Linked DNA regions of Homo sapiens: region 1 is linked to region 2. Evidence: chromatin loops called from intact Hi-C (ENCODE). Cell type or tissue: HCT116. All regions are shown on one strand. Each heading gives the region's core, and the rest is flanking DNA. Links, peaks and the distances in the headings are about the cores only.

Region 1 (11,874 bases), core at 2,029-10,028, 220 kb after region 2:
AACAAGATTTAAATCAGAGATCAAAAGTGGGTAGTGATTTAAAATTCTAAATTTTGGAAAAATAGCAACTATCCTTTCATTTTTGAAACAAAAATAAATGAAAATTCAGGGCCAAAGTCGTCCTTCTGCCAACTGGAGCTTCTGTAGAACACACAGCTCAGACTCTACCACACAGATGGAAAATAGTCCGAATGCATGCTGGCAGTATTCTTTCATTCCACGAACTTCTACAGTTTCCTTTAAAGCAGCATGGCATTCAAAAGTTGAGGTCCAATTCATCTTTGCTGTTAATGAGGCATTTTACAAGTGTATTTTTTTTTCTTGGGAAAAAATTTTGAATTGGGTAAAACAAATGGCAAGTGGATATTTAAAAACAAAAACAAAAACAAAAACAAAAACAAAAAACACCTCCTTACTTGGACTGGTGATTGACTTGCTTAGAATTCTCTGGGCCAGCATTTCATTTCCTGATGGCTGCCATTTCCCCTCCCATTCCAAGTTCTCTCTACTTGGGGCTGACACAGGACGTGGAAATACTAATATGGCTGCTGGGACTCCTTTCGTGTATTTCAGCAAGAGAATTATTTCGTATCAGTGCTCAGTGTCTCTCCAACTTTTCCATTTCCTCTAAGGTCAGGTTTCCCTACAAAGAAGAACGCCATATCGATTGTTAGTAACAGGAACTAAGCATTTGGGGGCCAGACACACAACTTTTCTGTTTCATGGTGTCACTGGCAGAAGAGGATCCTGGCCTGAATACACATTGGAAAGAGGCAATTTATATTTTTATTACAGTCATTAATCTGATATTTCTAATTTAAAAACATTCATTTGGAAAAAACTCAATGATGAGACAAAACAGTGTTTTTGCCCTGTTACCTGTATGTAATTATCTCAGTTTTCTCCCTCACCTTTGTGGCTTGATGAGGATTCCCTGGTTAAACGCAACTCCAGTACGTAATAAAGGGCATCAGTTACTTTTGAAGGTGCTTTGGCAATGTGGTCACTAATGTAAGTAACCATCACAGAAACCTCAAGTCGAGAGAATAAATGGGAGAATAATAAGCAGAGAGAACTAGCATAGGGAAAAAGTTAAGGGGGGGAGGTAAAAATTTGGTGGAAACAGAAAAACTCTTTAATGTGGATGCTAAGGAACAAGATCAAAGTATAAGAATTTGGATTAGGCAGGATCAGTTCAAGTTGTTAATAAAAATATGTGGGAAGAAACGAAAGCAAACAGTTCTCGGATCAGTCTCCAGGTATTCAGGGCTGGCCAAACACAACGAGAAGTGGAAAAGGGGTGATAATTAGTAACAAATATGAAGGTGTGTAGACACTTTGGGCAATTCCGATCTTAACGCCTCCTCTTCCTCAATATCACAGTGCTTCATGCAAAACAAGGGACTGCTTAGAATTCTGTCTTCAGCCTTCATGAATCTGGTCAGGAGTTTCTGCATCTTCCTTACCTTGTCAGCATGCTCAAAATATTTAATGCGATGACCTCTCACTCAGTAGGCATGGGATGCCTAAACCTGTATCATTTCAGCCTTTGCCCTAAAGCAGAGTTCTTCAGTAATGCAAAATTTCCTATATGAGAACTTCTGCTTCAACAACAGTAAGGTCCCAGGCACACAAGGAAATGCCCAATGCAAAGAATCTGGCAGGAAAATGAATGGTTGTGAAGATTGGGCTCCAACTCCTTTTAAAAAAGAGTTCCAGGAACATGTTTACTGTGTAATTTTGCCATGAGAAAGTTCATGGGAACCATTTTCAAGTCTCAGGAAAGTCTATTTGGTAAGGTAGGAAGTTTGCAAGTTCAGAGACTATTTTTTTTTAAAGAAACAAATTTCAATCACTTTAATAAACACTTTAAAAGCAATTTATGATAACTGTAGCCTTCCAATGACTAGGGCTACACTGAACTTTCCAAGCCGAAACATTCATCCTTGTATTCAGGAAAAGTCCTCTCAACAATTTGGAAAAATATTAAAAATATGAAAGCAATTGAAAAATCACTTTCACCTGTGCAATATCCTTCTTTCATGAATGTCTCCAATTACATAGCTAGGGTTACAGATTTTCACAAACACAGTTTCATTTTTGATAGTTATGTAGCTGTAATTTCAGGCCATTTCACTCTATTGAAAGGTACGGGGGCTGCCTTTGCCCTCTCTTCCTCCTGTCGCTTAAACCATCCAAGAAAACATCAAGAAATTAAATAAGAAGGGAAAACAAGAGGTAGAGATCGTATTCAAAAGACTGGAGTCCACCACATGAGAAGAATCAAGTTTGTAACCGCTGGGGTTACCTCCCTGCTCTGTCTTCCATCTGGGCAATGGGCTAACATCCCCGGGCTGGGGGTGTCTGAGGAGGATGAAGACATCCTCAGCGCTGCAGAGGTGCTAAGAAAACAGCCAGCTGTCTCCTGACTTAGAATTTTTGAAAGCTTTCGGGCCTCTCTGAGAAAGCCGTTCCAAATCCACCCCGTATCAATTTGCCTTCTAGAAGCGGCAGGATAAGCACACGGGTTTGGGCAGTGCTCACATTTTGGGTTTATTGGCTTGATGGGGTTGTTTGGGGCGCTCTCAGTTACAAACTGCAGAAGAGTGGGGGCGGGGGACAGGATGGGGAGGAAAGGGTGGGCGAAGGAGCCGAGAGTAAGACAAGCCGAAGGGTGGAAACTGCGGGAGGGAGAGGAAACGCCGAAGGCGATGTAGAGTCCTGCGAGGGACCGGGAGAGGTAGGGAGGGATCCGAGCCGCAGTCCTGAGGGAGAGCGACCGCGCGCCCCGCAGCCGAGCTGGGTCCCTTCGCCCCGCCCGGAATCCCGGCCCCCGCCCGCCCCACGCAAGTCCCCGTGCCCCCTCCGGGAGGTGGGAGTCGCCGGGACTCTGCGCTCCGCCAGCCTCCGTCTGCTGGCCGGGTCCGGGATCCGCACCCGGAGAGGCTGAACCGAGGCTGAACCGAGGCGGACGCAGCCCCGGGTCGGTGGCTCGCCTGGCCGGGTGGGGTGGGAGCGATTTTCTGGCGGTGGCGTTTGCAGGAGGGGAGGAGACAGCGCCACCCAGGGCCTCCCCGAGCACTGCCGGCCAGGCCGGGCTCGGGGGCCGGAGTGAGGGTGCAGGTGGGGCTCCGGGTTCTGCTTCTTGAAGGCGGCGGCGGGGCGAGAAATGCAACCGCGTGGGCCCCGCCTGCTCCCCCCGGTCCTGTCTTTCCTCGACGCTCGGGAGGCGTCCCGCAGCCCCCTAGTCGCGATGCTCTCAGGTCCCCGGCGTGGACCAGCACGTGGGCCCGGGAGTCGAGTGGGGACGAAGGCATGTTGGCCGCCTCAACTTCCTGCGCCGACGGCTGGGGACGCGGAGAACCCTCTCCGAGCTGGGGTCCCCGCCTGCTGGGCAACCTCACCTCAACGTCTGGCCTGGCCTGGGGCCGCTTGGACTCGGCAGCGGCTGCACTCCTACAGAGCCCAGACGCGCCTTCTCGCTTTTTCCTTTCTGGGCCGGGGCCCTAAACTCCCGGAACTCGCCGCAAGAGGAGCGTTGAAAACAAAAGGGACAGCCCAAGCTGTCCCGCCCGCTGCGCCCGAGGAGCATCCCCTTGGCGCTGCAGGCTGTCGCCTCCCCCAGCACCTGGCGGGGCGGGTGCCAGGCTGGGCCTCTAGACGGTTTCACCGCTGCTTATCATTTCTCCTTCATTTTGCAGGGGCAGGGGAGCTGCCCCTCCCTTCGGAGAAAGGCCGCGCCTGCACCCAAAGGTAACCCTCGGGTGACCCCGGGAGCGGGGCTGTCTGGCCTTGGTGCGAGACCCCGGGCGGGGGGTCAGAGGTTTCTGTTGCATCAGAGAAACACGGCAGCGTCAAAAAGAAAAAGCTTCCAGTGGGTCTGGGCCTAAAGCTATTTTTATTTAAGTCTCAAATTGTCTAGTTTGCCATTTTGCTTCTATTTTTTAAAAAATTATTTCTCAGTGGCATGGGGGAGGGGAGATCAAAGGTGACGGATGGGTATCTCTATGTTGGTGTCAAGTATGCCTTCATGTCTGTCGTTTCTTCAGCAGTTGTCCCAGTACCGTCCACATAAAGTATCTTCTTCCAAGGACCCGTTGCAATAAAACGGGATATTTCTATTTGGACCGTTCTATGTCAAAGAAGGTTGGCAGCAGCGCCAGGCTTACCCATGATTAAAGGGGGACATTTCCTACAATAAGGTAGAGTCAATGCAGAACCCACAAGCTCATTGATTTCCATCCCTGTGTCGTCAGCTTGTTCACTTTCTCCTAAGATTATGACAATAGTAGTAATAATAATAACCAGGACACAAATAACTCTTGAGAGGTCACTTGTAACTACCTCTTCTTGGAGGTGAGAAACACACACATGCATACACACATACACCCCTGTGGACTTATGGTTTATTTTTGTCAGAGGAACTTAGAATTGCCTGAGGTGGTGTGTGTGTGTGTGTGTGTTTTTTTTTTTTAATGATTTATTTACAGACTTGCTAATGCCTCCGCAGAAATCCTGTTTATCAGCCCAATAGTTGTGACAGGGTTAGAAAACCAGTTTAAACTGTTAATCGGCCAGAAAAAGGGCCCTAGATTGATGCCTTTCACTTACCTTTGAAAGGCTATAAAAGCAACGCCATACATTGGGATGAAATTAGACAGCGACAAAATCATTACCTTGACTTCCCACAATAAAGACAACCTTAAAAGGGGGCTATTGATGGTTTCAAATTACATAACGGTGGTTTATATGTTCTTCCTCTGCGCTCACAGAAAGCAATTTTAAAGTGTGAATTCTTCAAAGAACGGGCAAAGCATTCACACACAGACATGCGTTTTTATTTTATGTATTGCAAAGCGCTATGAGAGAGAGAGAGAGAAACCAAAAACAAAAATCCCAGCAAAAGGAGGCCGAGTCCAAAGAGAATATGTCCGGTTTCTATTTCACCAAGCTCCTGGACTCACATTTGGCCCCGGAGCCGAGTGCTCGGTCTCTTTCCCCGGGACGGGACAGGGAGTGGAGTTCCTAGCCCCTTGGGTGGGAAAAGCCCCGCGCACGTCACCGGGTCCCGTCTGCTCACTGCTTCTGCATATTTTAAGCCTGGACACAGCCTCCTTTAGGATAGAAAGGCATTTCCCAAACAACACCGATTCTGGGGGTGTAGTGGGCCTGGCGCTGGGTCCTGGAGAGAAGGTTCAGCCCCCCTTCTCATCCCTGTACTTTGGGGATGGCTCGTACTTGGACAGGGGTGGGCCTCCGCCTTCTCCGCCTTCTATCGGACCTTTCTTCGGATGGATTTCTACGTAAACTCGGAAGGCGATCAAATGCAGGCGGCCAACCTCCAGCGCTTTTTTTTTTCCTCTCAAAGGCGGCGCCTGCATTTTTGGGGGCTCCAGCCCAGGCTGAGAAAGTCCCCTCAAACCTCTACTCTGAGGTTGCTCACACGGCCTGCAAAAACCCGACGGGGCACCCCGCCACCCCACCTTACGTTTCCCTAGGGCCAAGTCAGTGGTCAAAAACCAACCCGGTGGTAGCTGCCTTTACCAAGGAAAGACAGCCAGGACGCCCGCACCGACGGCAACGCGCGGACAGAGAGGACCGTGCCCTCTTTCGCATGTTACGGGGCGAGGGGGCTGTTGGCGTCAGGAGCGCCCTGGGAGGAACTTCGTAGCGGATTCGAGAGACAGAGGGAATTCAGCAAACTTGCTGCCCCGGGCTGCCGGCTGGAGCCCGGCAGATTCGCTGCGCAGCACTGCCCCCTGGTATCCAGCGCCGAAAGTGCCCCCCTCCGCAGCTGCAAGGCTCCTCCCTGGGCTGCGCGGGACAGATTTTTTCTCCTTTCCTGGCTACACGCCTAACAGAGAAGCTATCCCGAGGGACCTCAAGAAGTCCCCCCAAGCCGTACTCAAAAGCCTTTCTCCCTCCTCCTCAAGCGCTCACTTCCCCAAAGAGGACCCGGACCCCTGACTGCCTGAGCCAGGTCCCCAGCATGGTCCGCAACCCTTCTCGACTCCGGCATCCACCTCCAGGCTGACGTCTACCCGGGAGGGGGCTGGGGACCCAAGGAGACTTCGACTACAGGCCCAGGCGAACGGAAGGAAGAGGCTTGCGTTCAGAGAGACACGTTTGGAGCTGGGACTGTTCATTCTTTAAGGAACACCAGCTTCCAGGGCATCTTTCGTTGGCACCTTGGCTTTCCAGAGAAGAAAGGAAGTGGGTATCAGGGCCAGCCCCTCCTCGCACCCCAGGCTGGAGAGGTGCCGAGGTGCTTAGTCACTCAGTCCAAGGGCACCTGAGAGATGGGGGCAAACTTGGCAGGAGCTTGAGCACGGAGGCGTGATCCGCGGGGGGCGCAGGCAGGGCGGGGCCCAGAGCCCCCTTCCGCCAGCCCAGCCTGCCCCTTCCAACCCAACTTGTCTGGCACTGGCTTCTACGGGTGCCGAGAAGACTGCTGTCGTGGGCACAGGGTCCTCGACCCCAGGACGTGCGTGGCCTTTCCCACCCCAACCGGATGGTTTGTCCCAGGCTTTGAGACTGAGCTTGATAGAGAGGTAGGAAGGAAGCGGCGCCAGCTCCGGAGCCAGAGTGGGTTGGAGTCCCAGCTTGGCCACCCTCTAGCTGTGTGACCTTGAGTGAGTTACTTCGCCTCTCTGAGCACCAGTTTCTTTGTTTTTTTTTTTTTCAGGAATGGTGTGAGGATTGAGGTAATGTCCTTAGGATGCCCACATGTGTTCAGTCAAGGTCGGTCGTGATGGTTGCCGGCGTCCGCTGCAGGAAAGGCCCCCAGGAATCAGCTTGTAGGGTGGGCGCCAGCCGGTACTGCACAGGGGCATCGCGGCCTCCGGTTTTAGAAGGGGCAGAAACAGCGCAGTGTCCTCAGCCCTGAGGGCTGAGTGTTGGAGGTCCCGACGCTCCTGGGTTCTCTTCTGCCCGGGTGCAGACTACAGCAGGTGCGCAGGGCTTCGCACACCTCTGCTGTGGGAAGTGAGTCATCTTCGCTTATGATTGCATCTGGCCAGGCCAGCTACGAGAACACTGGGCCTCACAGCTGCCACGTATCCAGCCTTAACCTGTGCCAGGCACTGTGCTAAGAGCTATGCACCCACAATCCCACTTCTTCACAACAGCCTCGACCGAAGTAGATGTTTAAGTTTTTAAATTTCCATTTTACAGAGCAGGAAACAGACTCAGAGAGGTTAACTTCCCCCAAGATCACACAGCTGGTAAGTTGGAGAGCGGGGACTTGAACTGAATCTTCCTTGGAGGCCAAGCTCTGAACCACTAAGTTGGGTGGCATTAGAGAGCCAAGCTCTCGCCCTTCGGTTTCCATTCACGCTACCCTCTCTGAGCCGCAATTCTCTCTCCTGCGTTGGCACTGGCAGAAGTTGAGACACGCTCCCAGGAATCGCGGGCCGTGGCGCGTACTTCCACGCACCCCAGCTAGTTCCAGAGACTCAGCTTGTTCTGAGATCCTCTTGTCGAGCCCCCTTGGTCCCGGCGCCCGGCCTGTGTGGTGCTCAGATCAGACTTATCCACCCGAGCACCACGCAGACCAGCGCCTGGACCAAGGTCCCGGGAAGGAAGCCCTCCTCCCCTTCTCCTGTGGCTTAGCTCAGCGATCAGGGAGGAGCCAGTTAAGAAGTCACAGTCGAAGCCATGACTGCTGTGTCCCGGGGAGGCAGTGGAAGGCGAGGAGCACGGAGCGGGGATACCGCCGGACAACCCCTCCCCGCCGCCCCGTCGGCGTCCTCGCTGCGCAGGGGCTCCCTTGCTGCCCCAATCTAAAAGGAAGCCGTCGCGGCCCAGGGCACGGTAACTAAAAGGCCGTCGGGGAGGGAGACGGGAATGAGTGGGCTTGGACTTGAGGTTTCCGAGCCAGCTGCTCCCTAGAGCCGTTCCTGAGCTCGTCAGCCAGCACGTATTTAATGAATGGCCACTGGGTGCTAGGCCTTGCACGCAACCCTTTCGTCCTCCCCCGGGGCTGAGCCGAGGGTGACCCAACACTAGTCGGAACGAGCCTGGAGACATGGCGCCGGGGCTGCGCTCTGCAGGCCTGGCCTGGTCGCTCTCCACGCACCCCTCTCTCTGTAGCTGCCGCCCCGCCCGGCTCTGCCTGTGGGCGCCCCCTGGCGGCAGGAAGCCGAGCGCGCACCACGCCCTCGGGGCTCCATCCCCACTCACCCCGGCGCCTCTAGCCGCTCCACCCGCACCCCCAGTTCGCGCTGCGGCGGCCAGCCTCTTCCCCGACGGCCGACCGAATGTCCCTCAGAGCTTTCCGTGACCGGCCAGGGCGCGTGGCTGTCCGGAGCCCCTCCACGTTCCCCAGCAGCAGGCCCGGCTCTCTCTGATCAGCGAGCGCGGATGCCGGTCTCCTCCCTCCCTCTGCCGGGCTCCAGCCCGACGCCAGGCCGCTGGGGGCAAGCGCTGTGCTTTGGAAGAGGAGAAAAGCCCCAAATAAACAAAAACCCAAAGCCCATTCAAGTTCAGGGGTGGAGAACTGTTGGCATCTGAATTTTAAAAAGATCGCCGGGACTCCCAACCACCACCAAACACCCTCTTGTCCACCCCCCCCCGCCCCCGACACCATCCCACCCCACACACCCCACGCCCGCGTCCCGTGAACCGAACCGCCAATGCGCCGCAACCTTCTCGGCAGTCACACCTGTGTCCCCGATGCCATCTGCCCACGTCTGTGTGTGAAGCAAACCCCGCTGGCAGACGGGATGGAGAGAGATGGCTCCTCCAAACCAGAATTAGGAGGAAAACCCCGCTGAGGGCGTTTCAAAAACCCAACAGGCGAGCGGGGAAACCTGCATTGTCAGACCTGCTGGGCCCTGAGTTCTAGCCCCATGCACCGCGCCGAGCTAATTCTCCCGGCGACTCTCTGAGGGGTTATTACCACGTAATAATTGATGAGGACACTAAGGGCTAAGAGGAGTCAATTAACTTGTCCCTAGTTACAGAGTTGGAAGTCAGGGATGGATCTTAACTGGTGGGGCTGTTCCGAGGGCCTGTGAGAGACTGGGTTTCAGCCCAGAGCCCAACACAGCGCCGGTAGAGAAAGTATCGGGTACATTTTTGCCTGCTAATCCGGCGGTAGGAAGTCAATTACATCTTTGATGACTCAGATTTTTGAAACAGCCCCATACAACTTCCAATTACGGGGGCAAATATAATTGTGAAAGTCTATGGGATTTGGAGATGAAGGAGTAGGCCATCAAAACATAACCCAGAACTTAACTTGTTTTGGAAAAAAACATTTTATGGAAAATTTCCAACATATAGGAAAGAAAAGAGAATATTATAGTGAACTCCCATGCACCTGTCCCCAACCTCCAAATAACGAAGGCAAATCTATTTTATGGTCAATCTATTTCCTCCCCTCCTTCCCACGGACTCTGCCTCCCCAGCTGTCAAAACCTACACACACACTGCTTCCCCTATTCACACAGATTATTTGGAAGTAAAACCTGGACCTTGCCACACTTAATCTGCAAGCATTTCAGCATGTACTGTCAAGAGATGACCACATTACCAAAACTACAATAGCATCAACACAACCACAATACCAAGATATACCCACAAACTTCACATTCCTAAACACCCTGGAGTATCCAGCTGGCTGAAGCTTTATTTTAACCACAATTCCTGGCTAGAGCTTGGTTTTCACTGAGTTTCAGCTCTAGGGCCAGAATGACCTGGGTTTGGATCTTGATTTTTTTTTTTCTTTTCACTTATTAGCTGAATGACTCGGGGGCATGACTTACCTTCTCTCTGAGTGTCAGTTTAGTGCAATCTCACATGGTTGTTACAAAGATAAAAAAACAAAACAATGCATGTAAAGAGTTTGGCATAAGCCAGGGAATAGTATCTGTTATTTCTCCTAAAGCTGGACTTCGGTGAGATTTTAGCTAACGAAGGCTTGAAAATTAGGTTTGAGTTGGGGCATCAGAAGTTTTCACGTTGCATGGAGGGTAAGACTAGAGCCAGGGATGCACCACCACACCCAGTGATCATTCATGAGTTCACCCCTCCCAGGATTAACAACTGAACTCTCAGTGATGTCTTATCTTATAAGGCTCTAGTCTTATCCTCCATGCAATGTGAAACCTTTTCAGGTTCTCCAAGGATCCTCCTAGGTCCGACAGTCATCGTGGGCTTTTCTTGGGGGCAGTGCTGGTCTTTCTCCCCTGTATTCCTGCCTCTAGCATGCGGCTGGGCACACGGGGTCAGTGCTGTCTGCTGAAAGAATGGTTGATGACATCATCCCATCACGTGGCCTTTGCATAGCCAATTCCTTCTGCCTGAGACATTTATGCCTTTTCCCTTAGCTTAATTAACCCTCTCTGAATGGGTCAAATTCCCCTGGCATATGCTCTCAGAGGACCTCAGTGCACTTTCTCTTCAGAGGGTTTATCACTGGTTAAAACGTTAGATTTATTTGTTACTTATTTGTGTGATTACCAGATAGTCTTTCTTCTGTTCTAAACTTCATGAGGGCAGGAATCATGGCTGTTTTCTCATCATTGTATCTTTAGCACTTAATGCAATGGCTAATTGTTGAATGCAAGTGGTTTTTATGGTAGGGGGGAGTAGCTAGATTCAGAAACTGGTTTAACCCTAACCCTCACCCTAATCAGCAGTCATAGTAGCCAATTCACAATGCACTATTTCAATATGTTGTATAGGAAATTAATCTCCAGGCAAACTATTGCGCTACCAGGCAAACTATTCTGGAGGTAATACAATAGAAAGATCTAGTTAAGATACTTGAATCATACAGATTGTTGAATAAATTTTAAACACACAATGAGAAGCAAGAGGAAAGAGATGGGGTAGGTTAACACATATACCACAGAAGCAGGTGGGAAGTCCCCTTCCTGAATCCTGGGCCATTTAATATGCAATGTTCACATATTGCCTCCCACCCATATCCCTCCCACCCATATTAACTTTCTTTCTTAATGATGTGGTTACAAGGACCATAATTGAGGATGAGTGAAGGGACCCAACAGAAAGAAGGTGCCCGAGGCAACGATACACGCTTTTGCTATTGGAGAGCCAGGGGCAAGTTCTCCTGGCCACAGCAGGAGCATCCATTAGCCTCCTGAACAGCTCTCTCTGTTTATCTGTGCTTCTTGGGCAGAACACAACTGGGACCATAATGGGTGTCACCGATGGATGAGTGGCTGATTTTGGGAATCAGATAGCTGTCAGCCCTGATGTAGCATGAATGTATCTTACAACTTGGTCTTTTAATGTCTCTCTATTGGTCCATAGCACTCTGGTTTGTTCTATTATATGTTCCACTTATTGTATCTGTCTTCAACATCTCCCACAGGTTATTGATTTACTCATTATCCATGTGAATTCTGTGAGTTCTTCCTGAGTCTCACAGCTCCATCTTATTCATCCCCTCTTCTACTTAACACATACTATGAATTTTGCTTACGTCTTATAATCTACGGACTTGCTTGCTCTCCACATCTCATACTTATTATGAATGTATCCATTTGCTTTTCTTACCTTCTGAAGATTCCCAAATAAAACAGTACACAGGCACTACACAACACATTTATTAAATGCCTACTGTGTGCTAAGCATCATACTAGGCATCGGTAATCCCGACAGGATTCCTCTGAAACTTTCCATCTAGTGGAAAGACAGTTAACTAATCCCCCAGTCCTGTGAAATGATCCACTGTGTCAAGTGCCAGGCAGGGCTGGGGGAGATCTCTGCTGTCCCAGGAATGTGGAAGTGGGCAGTCCAGGAGAGCTTCCTTGACGATGTGGCATCTGAGGTCTGAGATCTGAAAGGTGAGCTCTAGTGTCCTAGGGTTTCAGAAATCCCTAATAAATAAACATCAAGGCAAAG
Region 2 (11,874 bases), core at 2,154-10,153:
AGTACATGGAATTTTTATTAAATCATTAAAGGCAAATTCTGACTTCTATAAGTTTTAGAAGTAGTGATTGCTATGATTTCATTCCTTTTATATAATCTTTAATACCTTTACTCCTGCCCCAACAAGATATTTATACAATAAGCTGGTCTTACTCTTCAGTTTTTAATATTTTATTATTGCTTTAAGATACATTAATATTAATAGTAGTAGCTAATATTTCTCAAGAATTTACCTTGTGTACTCCACTAAATATTTTATATGGATTATTTTAATCCTTACATCAATCCTATTAAAGTGCTTCTACTATGAATAGGTAACATTTACTAAACACTATGTGATAGATATGGTGGGAATCATTTTACATTCATTATATCATATAATCCTTAAAACAACACTATCAAGTAGACACTACTATCATCTAATTTTACTAATAAGGTAACTGAGGCTCAAAGAAGTTAAGCAACTTTCCCAAGAACACACGTAAGTGACAAGACCAGGACTTAAACCCATATCTGATTTACATGCCCAAGCTCTTAACCATCTGGCTAAGTTCCTCTACTATTTGCTAGATCTAATGTTTTGTTTTAAACTAATTAGTTTCTCCCTAGTGATAAAAGTAGTTAACAGTAGAAGGGTAAAGGGGAGAAGGGAGACAGTATATTTTATTGAGCACTGTATTAAGCAATTTATATGTTATTCATCAAATCCTCACAACTTTACATGATTGAAAATAATATTGATTTCTATTTACCTGTTATTTCTTTTCCTTAACACTCTACCCAATTTGGCCAGTGAGTGATTCCAAGTATGAAATGTTTTTGTAAACTCTGAAATCTGGCCTACCAATTTTATAATAGAGCTTCACCTTTTCAGATTTTTAACAGCATTTTAAAATTTACATTATAACTTAACTGAAAGCTCTGAACTGCAAAATGATTTGCTAAAGCCCTCATATTAGTTTGTTCAACAACTTCACCCATCATGTAACAGAAAAAGTCAGCAAATAAAACTCAGGACAAAAATATTTTCCATCAACCTCCATGTGGCAAGACCACAGCTTTAATGATTTATACAATCCTTAAGCTCTTGATCAGTATCGACTTCCACATCAAAGTCAAGTCATGAATACAGTATACTAAAACACTAACATTTTCTTCCCAGTATGTCTTCCTATGAAAGGGAAAAAAAGGTCAGAAGCTTTCCTTCTTTGCCTAGGGATTTATGAAAAGCCTACAAAACTACGACAGGGTTCTTCTGCAGAATTAAAACACATTACAAAGTCAAACAGGTAAATAAACAATTGCATATACATGAAACCCACATTCTTCTTCCATTTGTGTGAGAGTGAGAGGTATAGAGACTGCAGTGAGGAAGAGTATGTGCATGTACACTTGGCTGGAGAAGGGTGAGATGCAGCTTCAGCATTCTAAGAAAGAGTAATCAATATTTCATCACAGTATCTTAAACTTCAGACCAGTGATTTAATTAAAATGAATTGTTTTGGGTGACCATTATGATTACAGTAATTTTTTTTTTTTTTTGAGATGGAGTCTCGCTCTGGCACCCAGGCTGGAGTGCAGTGGCACAATCTCGGCTCACTGCAACCTCTGCCTCTCAGGTTCAAGTGATTCTCGTGCCTCAGCCTCCCAAGTAGCTGGGACTACAGGTGCCTGCCACCATGCCTGGCTAATCTGTGTATTTTTAGTAGAGATGGGGTTTCACTATGTTGGCCAGGTTGGTCTTGAACTCCTGGCCTCAATTGATCCCCCCGCCTCGGCCTCCCAAAGTGCTTGGATTACAGACGTGAGCCACCATGCCTGGTCAAAAAATTTAATTATGTTGAAGAAATTTAAAATTTTAATATAGTTATGAAGACAACTGATAGTTTTCTTGTTGAGGGGGATTAAGTTTTTGGTTTTGTTTTTTAAATGAACTAGCGGGAGTTAAGAATGGGGGGTAACTTTCAATTTTTATTTTATACATTTAGAAAATATTTGTATCTTTGTGCAAGGCACACATACTCCTTTTTAATTAAAAATATAAAGTAAATTAACCTTAAAAATTGATTTCTAAGGCTCTAGACTATAAGCTCCAAGAGGGTAGGGCTCACATTTGCTTTCTTCACCACTGGATTCCCAATGTCAGCACAGTGTCTGGCACAGTAAGATGTTTGCTGCATGCCCTAAGTGGTAAGTAAAATGCAAAAGAATGGGACTCTGTTGTTAAACTAAGTTATGTGTCTTTGTGCAGTACTTACCTGTTGAAAACCTGAGAATGCATAAACTTTGTAAAAAGGAAAATATACTAGTTCCAACGTGGTGCTATTTTTTAAAAAAAAGTTTTCTTCTCACTATTGTGTAGATTGAATCTAGATATTGTAAAATTGTTGAGTGCCACTGCAAATATTTATGCTGCCAATAACGTAAGTACCATTGCTCTTGCTTTCTTTCTCTCCTCAAACTTCTACCTTCTCATTCTGGGTTAACATGTCAGCATTATTGTTTCCACCAACCACTAAGACTGAAGACCAGGTGAACAGCAGAGTCAATCATTCATTTTTGTCTTCTTACTGCAACCTTGCTTCTTCCATCTGTCTTCTCTGCTACCACATGGCCTTCAAGTTTTTCTTTGAGCTGCTTTGTATTCTAACATCATTGTGCAAACAACAGATGGAAAACTGAACATGTCTTGAAATGAGACCTGCTATTCAGGTCAAAATCAGCCGACCTTTCCAGTTTTGCAATAAAGGCATCTTCACATTATCCCTGCTTCCCCTCCCCCTCCACTGTTTATTTCACTGCATTATTTATATTGCTCCAACGTTTTCCAGAGAGCTCTGACACACTTCAATTCTTTTTTCTTTCTTCCAAGTAATAAGAGAAAAATATTTACTCACCTTTCATTAAACTCTCTAAATAAAACGAATCATAATATTTCAAATCAGATCTACTTGGCCTAAACCTTCGGTAGAGTTCACTGCTAGCACAGCTATGCTCAAGCACAGAAAGACCCCCACAAAACCATCATTGGATTTTCAAATGTCATTCCCCTAATGCCATGCTTTGTCTTCCTTCTATGCCTTGGATACCTCTACCTAGGACTGTTTTACATTTCCTGAGCTATCTTCCTTCAACCTACAGTATGCACACAAATTCAAACTACACCCACAGGATGGAGATCTCATTGCAGACCAGCTTTTGAGTTTAGCCCATTGGTGAACTCCTCATCCCCCTGGATGAGCCCCAGGGCCATGGAAGACCCAACGACTGCATGTCAACAGGTAAGCCGGAACAAGAGATTCAAAGCTGATCTCTAACATAAGAGGAAGATCAGTAGGCTGGTGAAACGCTGAGATAATGAATGTACTACATGGCAGTGTTCCACAGCCAGTGGAAGAACTTCCTGGCATAATGACAGCACTGCACAATGGCTGAAGAGAAATACTGATACCATAATACTGTTATCTGAGATGGTATATGGAGATACATCCCAGATTTTAAGCCTATTTGAAATGTACAGGCATCTTGTACCCAAGTTGGACTTTCCATCACAAGTCATGGGTTGTCTCCAAATGCAATTCCTTTCCCTTACATAGCATTTTATAGTTTATACAACACTTTTTTTAAATTTTGCCATTAAAATCCACTTGGTCAGGTCTGTATTATTGTCCATTTTACAGATGGTAAAAGTGAAGCCCTGAGAGGCTGAAGAATTGCTCAGAGGTCATACACTACTACAACTAGTAACTGACATGGCCAAAATTTGAGCCCAGATCTTTTGACAATGAACTTGATACTATTCTATATCTGCCTCCCTAAACCAGCAGATCCTTAATTCAAACTGGTAAGTTCTTATTCAACCTCAAGAATTTGTCTGATATGTCGTCTGCAAGGTCCCTTACAAAACAAAAATTCAAAAGGTTTTTACGGCTGGGCACGGTGGCTCACTTTGGGAGCACTTTGGGAGGCCAAGGCGAGCAGATCACGAGATAAGGAGATCAAGACCATCCTGGTCAACATGGTGAAACCCCATCTCTAATAAAAATACAAAAATTAGCTGGGCACGGTGGCGTGTGCCTGTAATCCCAGCTACTCGGGGGGCTGAGGCATGAGAATCGCTTGAATCAGGGAGTCGGAGGTTGCAGTGAGCCGAGATTGCGCCACTGCACTCCAGCCTGGTGACAGAGCGAGACTCTGTCTCAAGAAAAAAAATAAGATTTTTACAAGATACCCACCTCTTGTGCAAATGACTCTGCTTTCTTTCGAAGGTCCTTCTCCAGCTCCAGGTTTACTTGCATCTCCTCATACTCTTCTACAGCTAACATGGACACTTAAGAAGATAAAGGAAAAAAAAAACCCAGACAATAAGTCACACAAATAATCAGGAATATGGATGAAAAACAGTGTTGAAAAGATTTTTCATACCAGCATACAGGTACCCTCATGCATTCCTGGTTGGCATACAAACTGATAAAACCTTTTTGGAGAGCAACTTGGCAACGTGAATCAAAAATCTAAAACTATTCATACACTTTGAATAATCCCACTTCCAGGAATGCATATGCTAAGATTGTAACACATGAGCATATACAGACATTTGGTTGCAAGGATGCTCTCTACCTCATTGCTGATAAAAGTGAAATGACATAATACTCTAACACAGAAGAATGAGTAAATTGTAGTACAAGAAATATTATTCTGCCATCAAAATTATATTGTAGAAGCATACTTAGTAAATGGAAAGACATCTGTGATGTATTTTTAAAAATAGATTGCAAAAATTAGTGCAAAGTGAATTCATTTTTGTTCTTTAAAAGCCACAGATAAAGCACATCAACAGCCATTTCACAGAATAGAAAATATACAAAAGGCCAATAAACATGTGGAAAGATGCTCATCTTCATTAGGAATCAAGGAAATGCAGAGTAAAAACACTTCTTACACCCATCCAAGAGGCAACTGGTAAAAATTTTAAAGCATGGTTTTATTAAATTTGGTATGCAGTGAAAAAAAACTGAAGATAAAATTTGACATTTGGCATGTGTCTTAAAGCAACTCTTGGACATGTGCACCAGATGACATGTCTAACATTTTTTATAACAGCATGACTCAGAATAGCAGAAATATGGAAACAGCCCAAAGTCTACCAATAGGATACTACTTAAAATAATTTTAGTGTAGTCATCTAATGGAATAGTATATAGCAGTGAAAACAAACATACCACAGCTATGCCTGTCCACATGCATGAATCTCACAAACACAAAAAGTTGCAGAAGGTTACAGGAAAAATGATTCCATTTACATAGAGTTCAAAAATATGCAAAATTAAACAATGCTGTTTAGAGATATAGACATATTTGGCAAAACTACAAATAAAAGAAAGGAAATAATAAAAATTCAAGGGAGGGGTAAGAGTAGAGAGGGATGTTCATGGGTTTGTAAGGTACCAGCAAGTATAAAGAGATTCCTTTTACTGGTATTTCCTCTGTCTTCCATATATATATAAATATATATATAAACATATTTAACAAAACATTTAATATGTATATATGTAGAGAGAGTTTTTTTTAAGATTGGAAGAATATACACTAAAATGGTACTAGTGCTTATCTCTGGATTGTAAAGGTTGAGATTTTTTTCTTTCCTTACATGAATCTAAATTTTCCACCAAAAAAAGTATACTACCTGAATATATACATTTTTATGTATAAAAATATATGTATTATATATAATATTAAATGTAAATAAATGTATAAATTATGTATATGTATATACATATGTATAAAATGTAAATATTTTATATATAAATATATAAAATGATTTATATATAAATATATAAAATGATTTATATATAAATATATAAAATGATTTATATATAAATATATAAAATGATTTATATATAAATATATAAAATGATTTATATATAAATATATAAAATGATTTATATATAAATATATAAAATGATTTATATATAAATATATAAAATGATTTATATATATAATATATATATATGTTTTATTTATTTATTTATTTATTTTTTGAGAGATGGAGTCTCACTATGTCTGTCGCCCAGGCTGGAAGGCAGTGGTGCAATCTTGGTTCACTGCAACCTCCGCCTCCTAGGTTCAAGTGATTCTCCTGCCTCAGCCTCCTGAGTAGCTGGGATTACAGGCAGGTGCGTGCCACCATATCTGGCTAATTTTTGTATTTCAGTAGAGACGAGGTTTTACCATGTTGGCCAGGCTGGTCTCAAACTCCTGATCTCAAGTAATCCGCCCACCTCAGCCTCCCAAAGTGCTGGGATTACAGGTGTGAGCCACCGCGCCTGGACATATAAGTTATTTTTAAGTGTTCTCCATATTTACAAAGGAGAGAAACAGCCTTAGATGCATTCAGAACCAAAGAATCAGAGCTTTGTACCAAGGAGTTACTGCAAGACCGAAAGCTTCAAAAGGTCCTGTCAAATAAAAGTAATATAAATTCTTTGCTATTTTCAACATTCAGTGGCCTATTTTGTTAAATAGTGATAATGACAGGACAGAGGGAGTGACGATACCATTAGATATTAGGCACAAGCTGGGCAGACAGCACACTGTCCATCCACTTCTGGTGAGTCACCTCCACCCTGAGCTGAGTCATACCAACAAAATCTTTCAAAAGGCTCTCTTAACAGCTGCCTTCACACACTGCTCCACCAGGGCACTTCAATCCTAACTGACTTAAGGACTGGTTTGCTGCGTAATGACATAGAATTTCAAACTCTGTACTCAATCTACAGCCTCTTCAGATGAAAGACTAATAAGTAAAGCAATAAGAGTGGTGATTTTTTGGTGTGAATTATAGGTCCCTGAGAGCTAAATGATTTTCAAGCCTATTTAAACAAGAAATTTCATGAAGAAAACAAAGAACACTATGACGATCTGAAGCCCAGGCAAGATAATTGACTCTCTTTTCTATGTCCAGAACACTATAATAAAAAGGGAATTTTCACGTGTCCTGGCCCTTCTGACTTGGAATCTGAAAGAAATCAGGTTGGTCCTAGTCAGGTATTTATTTATATAATTTTTCTCTCTTCCTAGACAGGGGACTCTCTGAAGGCAAGATCTACATGATTAATCCTTGCAGAACCCTTTTCCTAGCACAGTGAATCAAGACTGAAAATTCTACACCATTTCTATCTTTAAATACAGAAAGACTTGGAGAAATGTTACAATCCAGCATATTGCCCACATTTAACTACAAGGTCCTTTATTTACAAAAAAAATTCCCAGTTGATGAATCACAAAAAGATTGACAGCTACCACCAATAACAATAGGGAAGGCCCTGGGTCGCAAAGGTTTCCTGTTAGTGTTGCAGCTTCTAAACAAGGAAAGAGAGTGACTGAGGGAAAAAGAGAGAACAGAAAGTATATTAAGTTCTTCTTACCACTTCCAGAATTATTTTTGCAGAACTACACTTTGGCATCACTTCCTTGTCTTAAACTGGGAGATACATGAAACAGCCCCGATGAGAGCTGATGCTGTGTTTTATAACTAGATGGATAAAGTCACTGTTGCCCAAAGTACACAAAGTTTTCTCTGGATATAGCCACTGGAGACACTTCCCTCTCACCAGGAGAGCAGGTCTGCTTTTCCTGATCATTAGGTTCATTTTCATGTGATTCATTTAAATGATCATCAATCTCTTATTGCACTGACTGTCAGACAGCTCAGAACCAGATTTCAAACACACAGGCAGGAAATGTGCAAGACCTCAGAACAAGTATGCACTTTGTATACCAATCTAACTCTTACTTTCCTTTATCCCTTTTTCCACATCCTCTTAATTTAAAATTTCATCACATAATGTTACATGTTTTATGTAGACAGCCTAACCTCTTCTGGATTGAGATTTACTAAATAACCTACCAAACATATAAATGCTGAGGGGAGAGCTAAAAAGGCCATGATCCCTGGATATATGTAAGACAGAAATAGTATTTCGGTTTGAAGTTTCAAAATGAGTGGGTTCCTTGTTCCTCAAGTGAAATCACTTTTAGATGTCCCCAGACTCTAAGTTGGGTAATAAAACAATGGAAATGGGAGAGACACAATGCTAGAAAATCACAATATAGGAGAAGATTTTATTTACAGTCATATTTAGGCACAGGTGTAAAATGACACACAATATATGCAAACAGAACACACCGCATACGTATTTGAGAAAAAAAGACTGGACAGACTTACCTCTATTGCATTTTTCTAAGACTTTTCTCTGTTCAAGAACTTCTGAATTTAAAACAGTCTTTTCTTGTTTAACTTTATTTACCTAAAAATGTGAAATTTTGAGGGGAGAAAACACCAAAAATTGTAAAACAGGACATATGGCAATGTGTGATACTCAATTGCTGTTCAACTTTCAACATGAAGTTACAATTTAAAGCAGAAATTGGTTTCAATGTGTTAGGACTTTTTATTAAAGCTCTTCTTTAAAGCTTCAAGGATAGCTATTTAAGTTAGGATGTATACCTGGTACAGAACTTATTTATATATTCCAGTTGGCACTGGCACCTAAACATAACAGTATGCTAGCCATCCAATGTATATGATACATATTTTTTTAATTAAAAAAAAACAAAGAATATAGAGATGGGGTCTCCTATGTTGCCGAGGCTGGTCTCGAACTCCTGGGCTCAAGCAATCCTCCTGCTTCAGCCTCCCGAAGTGCTGGGATTACAGGCGTGAGCCACCATACCCAGCCATGATTCATATTTTTAATGCAAAAATCCAACTAAAGATCACCCAGAAAATACAAGAATCATTTAGTCAAGATCCGATACTCAATTTTGGTATTCATTTTAAATGTTGATTAGCATTAGGAGATATACCTAATGTAAATGACAAGTTAATGGGTGCAGCACACCAACATGGCACATGTATACATATGTAACAAACCTGCACATTGTGCACATGTGCCCTAGAACTTAAAGTATAATAATTTAAATAAAATACAATAAAATAAAAATGCTGATTATTTTTGACTTAAGTAAGATGAACATGAACTTTTAAAATAAGACTTTGAACTCTGATGACTCTTGGCTTAAATAAAACACATATAAATACTCCCACAAAAATTTAAATTTCTGAAGTAACTTTTGATGTCTATCAACGAAAGAGAATACTATAGAAAAGTTTTTTTAAAAAAAAAGAACATAAAGTAAAGCTACATATATCAAGGTAGAAGATAAATCTCAAATATATTGAATTTAGAAAGCAGGCATGTTTATAATATTTAAAAACACTCAAAATACTATGTATTGTAGTGAACATGTAAATATATGCACTGACATGATAAACACCAAGTTCAGAATAACAGTTGTTTAGGGAAACTGGGCAGGGAGCAAGGAGTATGCAACCAGAAAGAGTTACACCAGGGCTTTCATCACCATGCTAATATTCTGTGAATTAAGTTGGGTAGCAGGTATATGGATGTTCATTAAAAATAATTTTTTTAGAGACAGGGTCTCAGTCTGTCACTCAGGCTGGAGGGTGGTAATACGATCATAGCTCATTGCAGCCTGGAACTCCTGGGTTCAAGCAATCCTCCCACCTCAGCCCTCTGAGTAGCTGGGACTACAGGCACATGCCACCATGCCTGGCTAATATTTTTAAAAATTTTTTTGAGAGACGAGGTCTTGCTAGGAGGTCTTGCTGATCTCCAACTCCTGGGCTCAAGTGATCCTCCTGCCTCGGCCTCCCAAAGTGCTAGGATTACAGGCGTGAGCCACTGAACTCAGCCCCATTATTTTGTTCATTATGCCTTCTCAGATGTCTGAAATAGCCATAATAAAAATAATTGTTGAATTGTCTTCCAATAATACCTCTAAGTGGGAAGCGAGAGAATCATCAGTAAATAATCACAACTGAGGAACAGAGCACACTAAGAAACAAAGATAATGGTCCTGAAAGTGGCTCTGAATCCATCAGCACCTCCAGATAATCTATTAACTGGTTCTTTTAGTGTAGGCTTTATTTTTGGTTTTGGTTTAAATTAGTAACTGGTACACATTGTCCAACGGTAAGGTCCTTTCCAAAATATCATCTTCCTTCTTCCCATTCGTTACAATGTTTTGCCACAATAATAAAAGGAGCTCAGGCTGGGAAGTTGGCAGACACTGCTTTCCAACCTTTTTTACATCATGGCCTCCAAGAAAATGACAATATGTGTGTGCAAACTGAGGTAACTGGATGAGGCTGCTCACTGACAGGATCAATACGTTGGCATGCTCATAAGTCACTTTATCAAGCTGCAGTTGGCACATCAGTTGGGAAGTGCTGGGCTACAGAATCTAAGAACCACTGATACAAATTAAATCCAGAATCAAGACTGTGAAGGCAAATCCTTGAAGCCTCGTGCAAATAAAAGGCAATTGTGAGGGTCTTGTTCTGAAAGACAGTTCAAAAGGAAAAAGAGGCCAGGGCAGCGGCTTGCATTGGTGGTCCCAGCACTTTGGGAGGCCAAGGTGGGAAGATCATTCAAGTCCAGGAGTTCAAGGTAAGCCTGGGAAATACAGGAACCCACATCTCTATAAAAATTTTTAAAAATCAGGCAGGCGTGGTGACGCATGCCTGTACTCTCAGCTATTTGGGAGGCTGAGGCAGGAGGATCATTTGAGCCTGGGAGGTTGAGGCGGCAGTGAGCTGTGATCATGCCACTGCACTCCAGCCTGAGTGTGACAGAGTTAGGTCTTGTCTCAAACAAAACAAAACACCAGAAAAGAAAGATTCTGTAAACAACCACTTGAACCCATCCTACCACCTATCATAAATGCCTGTGTTGGAGATGCACAGAGGGACAGTCCTTCCCAATTGAACCAGTCATTCACCGGAAAAGCAAAACATGCTCTTCTTTCTCTACCAGCAGCAATAAAATATATGACTTGAAATAGTAGCTACTATTCTTACAAATTTGCCTTACATAGCAAAAACTGGGGGAACAACAGGAAACATGTCCATGCTATTTCAGAATTTTATTTATTAAGCTAGCTAGTGGGTACATGAATCTTCATCATCTTATTTCCTCTACCTTTTTTTATGTCTGAAATTGAGGAGAGAAGATTAAAATTGGTACATGGTTCTCATGTTAGAAATTGGCTTATAATATTAAGTTCTTAACTTAGCAAATCCCCAAACACCTTGAAAATGCTAAAGCCCTTGCCTTTCAGGCCTGAGATACATACTTCTTCAATTACTTCTACGAGTTTGCTCTTGAGATTTTCCAGCTCAATGGCTAAAATCTTCTTTTCCTCCTGAACAGATACAATTTGATCTCGAAGTTCTGCATTTTTAAAGAAAAAAAATATATAAATAAACTTATTTTTAAAATAAGAAATCAATCTGGTCAAAAGAATTGAAAATGCCAGTCCATGTGCAGCTTATGGTCAAGATTATTTAACAATTAAAAAGAAATGAAGAACCAAAGGACAATGAGAATCTCATTTGCGTGGCCCTCCCCAAAATAGCCATGGATATTAACAATTTTATATCAGGCAACCTCACTACATTAAATGTACCAGATCATGTTTTCTTTGCATTCTATCAAAACCACATTCTAGAAAACTATCTAGCATTTTGGAAGTAAAATTTTTTAAGTTTTCAGCAAAACAAATTAAGGTGTAGTACTAATTTCTTTTTTATTTCATAATGCCATGGGCTGTTATCACAATAAAATATAAACAATTGGGATGTTAATAATTTGGATATTTTGATTAGAAGTAAAAGATCCTGACTTGCTGCCAATTTATAGTCCTTAGACATTATTTGAACTGATTCAAAATATAACTATTTGAAAGAAGGGTTAATTCTAGTAATTTTCTCTCTAGAGTCATGGGTGTT

The links. A loop is a pair of places that touch in the nucleus more often than their neighbours do. Peaks named below come from ENCODE experiments on the same cell type or tissue, not always from the same donor. Only the 100,000 strongest peaks of a DNase experiment are listed, where the experiment ranks them.
Region 1: it touches region 2 in a loop (6-fold over the local background); 5 of 110 quality-filtered maps call a loop at or near these places.

The regions. Positions count from the first base shown.
Region 1 is chr10:117,160,198-117,172,071 of GRCh38, forward strand. MIR3663HG (MIR3663 host gene) reads right to left here and starts at 8,858. Exons shown (of 3, transcript NR_121651.1): 1 at 8,663-8,858; 2 at 417-643. It overlaps MIR3663 (microRNA 3663), which reads right to left and starts at 7,577; the gene lies at 7,481-7,577. RefSeq lists an enhancer at 5,396-5,950. In HCT116, for the core only: CTCF peaks have their summits at 5,781, 8,132 (motif pointing left) and 8,333; DNase peaks (open chromatin) are centred at 5,754 and 8,081; H3K4me3 peaks cover 1,392 bases; H3K27me3 peaks cover 103 bases.
Region 2 is chr10:116,940,690-116,952,563 of GRCh38, forward strand. It overlaps SHTN1 (shootin 1), which reads right to left. Exons shown (of 17, transcript NM_001127211.3): 6 at 11,220-11,317; 7 at 8,227-8,308; 8 at 4,235-4,329. Among named protein-coding and RNA genes, the nearest start is that of SHTN1, 59 kb to the right of the region's middle. In HCT116, for the core only: a CTCF peak has its summit at 6,722; DNase peaks (open chromatin) are centred at 6,652 and 7,312; H3K4me3 peaks cover 1,356 bases; H3K27ac peaks cover 2,143 bases.